Regions from separate parts of the Mus musculus genome. Here region 2 is linked to region 1. The links are chromatin loops, found by intact Hi-C in ENCODE. Cell type or tissue: left cerebral cortex. All regions are shown on one strand. Links, peaks and the distances in the headings refer to the core of each region. The heading gives the core; the rest is flanking DNA. Region 1 holds the start of LOC105244150. Region 2 has its middle 45 kb from the start of Gm25388.

Region 1 (2,910 bases), core at 304-2,803:
CCTTTCTTTTCCTTCCTTCCTTCCTTCCTTCCTTCCTTCCTTCCTTCCTTTCTCTCTCTCTCTCTCTCTCTCTCTCTCTCTCTCTCTCTTCCTTCCTTTCTCTCTCTCTCTCTCTCTCTCTCTCTCTTTCTTTCTTTCTTTCACCAACCTGAAGACAGGAGATGAGGCACATTCTTTTCGATTGTCTAGGAAGGTCAGTGAGAACACTGCTGAGGCGTTAGCTAGAGAATTTATTTCCTTTCCAGGGGAAAAAGAGATTGGGACAAAATAGGAGAAAATGGTCCGAGTATACTTTATAACGCATAATCTGCCCATTTCTCTCACGAGAAAGTGGTTTTGCAAGGGCCTGGGATAGCATCAGACGTGAACACAGCTACCAGCATGGAAAGGAAACAACGGTGGCCTTCATTCTCCTCTCTTAAATAACTGCAATGGTATATGCTCGGTTCCTTTCTTCAAGTGGTACTAATATATTTACTTTTGGGGAAAATGTACAAATAGAAAATGGTACGTAAGAGTCCAGCGAAGACATAATATTCAAACTTCCTGATCTTCCCACTTCCAGCCCAGTGATGGGTCACTATGCCAGTTTGCCTTGATTTCTGACTAAGAACTGTTTCTGTACCCCGTGTAATTCACTGGCCACGCCTCATCACTTCACCTTCCTGGTTAGATCTGCAAATTTTCTATGTATCAGCACCCCAGAGTGTAGAGTTCCTATGCCTGAGGCATTTGGCTCAGAGGAAACAGTGTCTTAGGGGCCAGAGAGATGACCACAAGAGTTGGCTACTCAGAATCAAAACCGCAGAAGAGAGACACCCAAAAGTTATCAAGTAACTTCCACGACAGCGCCCATGGCAGGTGAGCGCATTTGCACACACATGTGAACATGCAATCAATATTAATGCAAAATGAATACAGTCTCAATCGACTGATAATTGATAATTCCAGCAGAGTAGCTGATCTTCATTCATCTACGGGAACCTTGATGAATAAGACACGCGTCAGGGAGTGTTGTGACAGAAACGCCTGAAGATGGAGATGGCAATGGAAGTCTGCAGAAATATTTACCTGCAGAGAAAGCCCCTTTAGATGGCAGCCTTGACTGGACTTCCAACGGCCAAAGGACCAGACTTGGAAGATCACAACAGGTTGCGCCATCCTGAAGGCCACAAAGATGTAAAGAAAGGACAGTGGGGCTGAGATGGTGAGTCCTGGAACCCAGGCCTCGCTGCTTCTTCTGGACCCTCGGGGGGCACAGTGGCTTAAAAGTAGCTCGGGCAGACATTTAAGACGCCAAGTTCTTCTTTATTTGGGGGTTTTCACTGACAATTTCCTATCCCCAAAGTACACTGGACTTTGTAGTGGAGAGGGAGTTGGGGTGGAGAAGCGTCGAAACGTTTAAAATCAACTTGGTTGGAACTTGCAGAGGAGTTGAGCCAGGGGTGTCCCGGTTGGCGCTCTGCGGCTAGAGGGTGGGGCAGCCCCTCCATCGGGCGGGGAGCGCGGAGGGCTGGGCCTGCGGCCTGGCGGCAGGGCGCGGTGGGTCATTGTTTCCGCGGCCGCTCCTCCCGCCAGGCCGGCGTCACTGGCAGGGCGCCCGGGCGGGCGGCGGGTTATTTATAGCGCCGGCTGCACGCGTCACGGAGCCCGGCCGGGCTGACGGGGCCGCTGACGCGCTTGGCCGCGGGGCCGAGGGCGCGGGGTGCGCGCGGGCGGCGACAATGAACCGGAGCGCGCGCCTCCGGGGCCTCCGCGGGCCGCTCGGCAGCCCCCCGCCCTCGGCCCCGCGCCCCCCGCGGGGGTGGCGGGCCTCAGCCACGGCCTCCGCCCCGGGGCTCAGCTCGGCGGTCCGCTCTCCCTGCCGCGCGCCCGGACTGCAGGACGAGCTGGAGCTGGGCTGCTCGACCACTCCGCGCCCGGGGACTCGGCGACCTGGGGCCGGGAGCGCTGGGCAGGTAACGTGTATTGGACCGGGCTGGGGGCTCCGGGAGGCCCGGGGGCGGCCCTTCCCCGACTTCTGTCCCCGCGGTGGCCCGCGCCGGGGCAGGAAGCCGAAGTGGGTGTGGAGCGCCAGAGCGGGAGAGAAACTTCAATGAGACCAGTCCAGAGAGGCCGGCGCGACACGGGCACCCTGTCGCCCTCCTCCCTAAACCCTCCCGGGCCACTCCTTCCCCGTGTTTCCCCGATCCGGAGGCCCTCCGACTCCCACCCTGGCTCTCCCGAGCCCCACTGTCGCCCTGGCAGGTACTTTTAGGGACTTGTTGGCCCCGGAGGCCAGCCTTGAGCCCGGTCCTTCCGGCTGCTCCGCAGCCCCTCGCACGTGGCAGGCAAGCAGGCTGCGGAGAACTTTGCTGCGTCTTCTAGGAAATTGCAATCGATTTGTAACGCACTTTCGCTAATTGGGAGTTCAGAATTAAACTTTAATAAAGCATTTGTGTTGTCTCCTCTAATTGTGAAGGCTTCCATTCGTCCTGGTAGATAGACTCTAAGTCTGGAGTTAATGGCGCTAAGCTAGATCTTCCCTCCCCCCCCCACCCCCCACCCCCCACCCAGTACAATTTCGTCAGCCGTCGTCGGCGCAGCTGGATTTCTGTAAGGTACAGATGTTGCTAATGGCAGCTTAAGCACGGATGGGCAGATAACATACGGAATGCAACATGTTGCCATATGGTTCCTTTAGCCTTTCACCTCTAGGGATATCAATCATATATATTCTGGGAGGAACCTAATGACTCTCTGAACAGCAAAATGAATTACCTGGTACAATTTATATCCCTTGACCTGATGCGTTATAACAACAGGAAGATAGCATCGCCCGATTGCTGTGGTATAAATTGAGTTACAGAGCTACATTTCAAATTCTATAATCAACTATTGGTAGTCTGAGGGACCCTATCACATCATTCT
Region 2 (2,910 bases), core at 257-2,756, 570 kb before region 1:
TAGGAATTCAATATGTAAGCTTTCTCAGTAAGAGCATCATTGGCTGACTTAAGGCAGTCCAAATTGGTTGAAAAGAACCTCAAAGTGGTTCCTTGGAAGTTTTATTTAGAACTGTTCTCAGCTACTGTAGTAAGTCACACATTGGGGGGGGGGTCGTTTATTTGTTTTTGTTTTTGTTTTTTTTTTCTTGCACATAAATCAAGAAAATTTGAGGTAAGCATTAAATTTTAATTTTTTTTTTTTAAAATCTCTGCTTTGAAAATGGTCCTAATATAGTGATGTGGACTTTCTAAGCCACAAGAGTGAAAAGAGGGTGGAAAAAAAAAAGCTGAAAAGGACATCTCAAGAATGGAATTACTTAGTTTACAGTTAACTTTTCACTTTCAGAGAAGCATTGTCGTCTTACCTGGTATTATATTTAGGGAGTAATAAACAAACAAATGAAAAACAGGAGTTAGTATTCTCCCTCTTTTGTGAAGTCAATGTTCTCAAAAACTATTAAAGAAACATAATGACCTTGCTTTGACCTGGCCCCTAAAAGGACCAGGATCAATAAAAGACAGGTGTCATCCCTCACAAATGTTTTAGCAAGGACGGTGATGTAGAGTCCTGGAGAGAGAATAGCACACCGTTCTAAACTGGCTCAGCCCATCTGCATTTGTGGTGGGTATCTCTATATACCTAAAGTTTTAATTAGAAAATTCCTATAATAAGGGTTTGGCAAGAGCCATCCTCTAACTTACAACAGAAAGAAGATTAGAAGCAGTGACAAGGCTGAAATTATTCTTATTGATAGAGTGGTGAGGGTGCCTTCAACTTGAGTAAAAGTAATTAGGTTAACTTTATTTCTTGCCTTGGCAGCGCCTTCTCCCTTTGTTGATGTAATCAAGCCCCCTTTCCTTCACTGCTCTAAATCACTGCAGAGTCCTTAGAACCAGAAAGCACAAAATGCTTGCTGACTAAAGGGCTCTATTGAGTGACTTCAGCTCCCGCTGCCTGAGGACAGACTGCATATTGAAGCATAAGAGGGGAAGGGGGTGGGCTTCAAAAGAATTAGCGCTTGCTTTATTTGGTCACAATCTGACTCCTACATGATTCTGATTTTATTGGAGAAGACTTGAAGCTGTCAAGGATAAATTAAGGAGTAAATAATCCCCCTGTCGCTGAAAAGGGACCACAGAAAGACTGGGGTCTCGAGGTTTCTTTGTTAGCACGTCCCGTCGGCTCTTTACTGTTGAGATTGTTGTCAGTTTTCTAGACACAGAAGTCATCTCCTTCTTGCTCCATGCTCTGTTTTGGGTTAGTTTGTGTCATTTTTCTTGCAGTGGAAAATTTCTGTGTCCTGAAGAAATGCTTTCACCTGCCAGTGAGGTAAACACAGTATGCCCTGTTTTACCAAAAGAGGGCAATGTTGCTGTGCGGAACCTCCTCGCTCTGCTCCAACTGGGTCCCCAGAATGGTAAATAATCGCCTCTGTCTGTTCCCTTTCACCGCATAACAAGTTTGCACATGTCTCTGCGCTTTGTAGTTAATCTGGACTTTGTAACTATCTGTCCTACCTATTAACGCCATCCACTCCCAAATTGTTTAAAGGGTAATGCCTTTCACTCCATGCGTGACTGGCACACGCGGGCGGAAAAGCTGTCTCTGTAATTCTGCTCTTTTCTCTATGCCATTGATAGACAAGAGGAAAAACAGCCTGCTTTATGAAATGTTGAAAGGCGTGTCTACTATCCTCCTATTCCCAAACATTCGGTCAGCAAAGTGTCTATTCTTGCTCTCCACGGGTAACCAAACAGAAAAGCCAAAGTCGGGGGTGGGGGAAATTGTTTTCAGGAAACTTACTTGAAAATTAGCCCTTGTTCTATTAGCTAAGACATGAGTGGAAACTAATACCAGGATGCAGATGATAACTGGTTAACTGGCAGTCGGTTTCTTTTGTGGAGTCTCGGGTTGGTTTTGTTCAACCCCCTGTCAATTCAGGCCTTTATGAAAAACTTGCTTTCTTCAGGAAGATGCTAAATTGGTGTTAGTTCTTTTCTTTAAAAAGGATGGCGTGTCTTAACCTTATCCTGCTTCTGCTTTAGGGTTTTATGTATTTTATTTATTTTGTCGCTCCTTTAAAGACTTGTGATCTGATTGTTTCTTGGAAAGTACAATTTAGCTCTTCCCTGGACGGCTTGTTAGAGGAGGAGAATTCCTGGGGTGTTTTTGGTGAAAGAAGGGACTCTCTGGAGAGTGCTTTTGCTCTCTTAAGTCCCTGCGGTACATTGCCACTAGAGCAACCTGCTTCCACGTTTAAAACACCTCCTAGCTCATTTCCCTACATATACATGTTTACCCTTATGTATAACACTAATCTTGCTTTTGTTTTTATTAGTGATTCATGTTTAAAGTTTATTAAAAAGAAAAGGCTGTAGACATTTTTCTTGAGCATTAAATAACACTGATCTCATTTTCTACAAAGCTGTCACTAGTCATTTTATCAGAACCAAAAATCAAAAAAAAGGTATAAACCTCATCATCATTAAAACTAAAAAATAAATTAAACAAAAAAAAAAAAAAAAAAAAGAACTAGGTTCAGAGTGATAAATTCTTGAAGGAAGTGGAGGGCTTAGAAGAGCCTAATGGTGTTTTTCAGTTTCTAAAGTGCCTCGTGTTCTTATATTTAACTGGGCTTCAAAGATTTAAGTAGAATCTATCATCCTTGGGACATCAATAAAACCCAAAGCAAGCCATGGCTGCTGTAGGCGCTCCCAGGAAATCCTTATTTAACATTGACTTCGTTTACAGTGGCTCTGTGCTTTCATTTCCTCTGAGTTAAAGCCCACAGTCTCATTTCTGCTTCCTTCCCCTACAACTCTCCGTGTATGTACATGAGACAGTCTACATTATTAAAAGAATAATAAC

Evidence for each region. Peaks named below come from ENCODE experiments on the same cell type or tissue, not always from the same donor. Only the 100,000 strongest peaks of a DNase experiment are listed, where the experiment ranks them.
Region 2: it touches region 1 in a loop (3-fold over the local background); 6 of 42 quality-filtered maps call a loop at or near these places.

The regions. Positions count from the first base shown.
Region 1 is chr2:57,122,877-57,125,786 of GRCm38, reverse strand. LOC105244150 reads left to right here and starts at 1,093. Exons shown (of 3, transcript XM_017319363.1): 1 at 1,093-1,179; 2 at 1,473-1,679; 3 at 1,781-2,453. The coding sequence starts at 1,093. The coding sequence ends at 2,257. It also overlaps a transcript of Nr4a2 not described here. In left cerebral cortex, for the core only: a CTCF peak has its summit at 1,452; DNase peaks (open chromatin) are centred at 1,573 and 1,914; H3K4me3 peaks cover 1,629 bases; H3K27ac peaks cover 575 bases.
Region 2 is chr2:57,697,486-57,700,395 of GRCm38, reverse strand. No RefSeq gene overlaps it. Among named protein-coding and RNA genes, the nearest start is that of Gm25388, 45 kb to the right of the region's middle. In left cerebral cortex, for the core only: a CTCF peak has its summit at 1,394 (motif pointing right); a DNase peak (open chromatin) is centred at 1,451; H3K4me3 peaks cover 384 bases.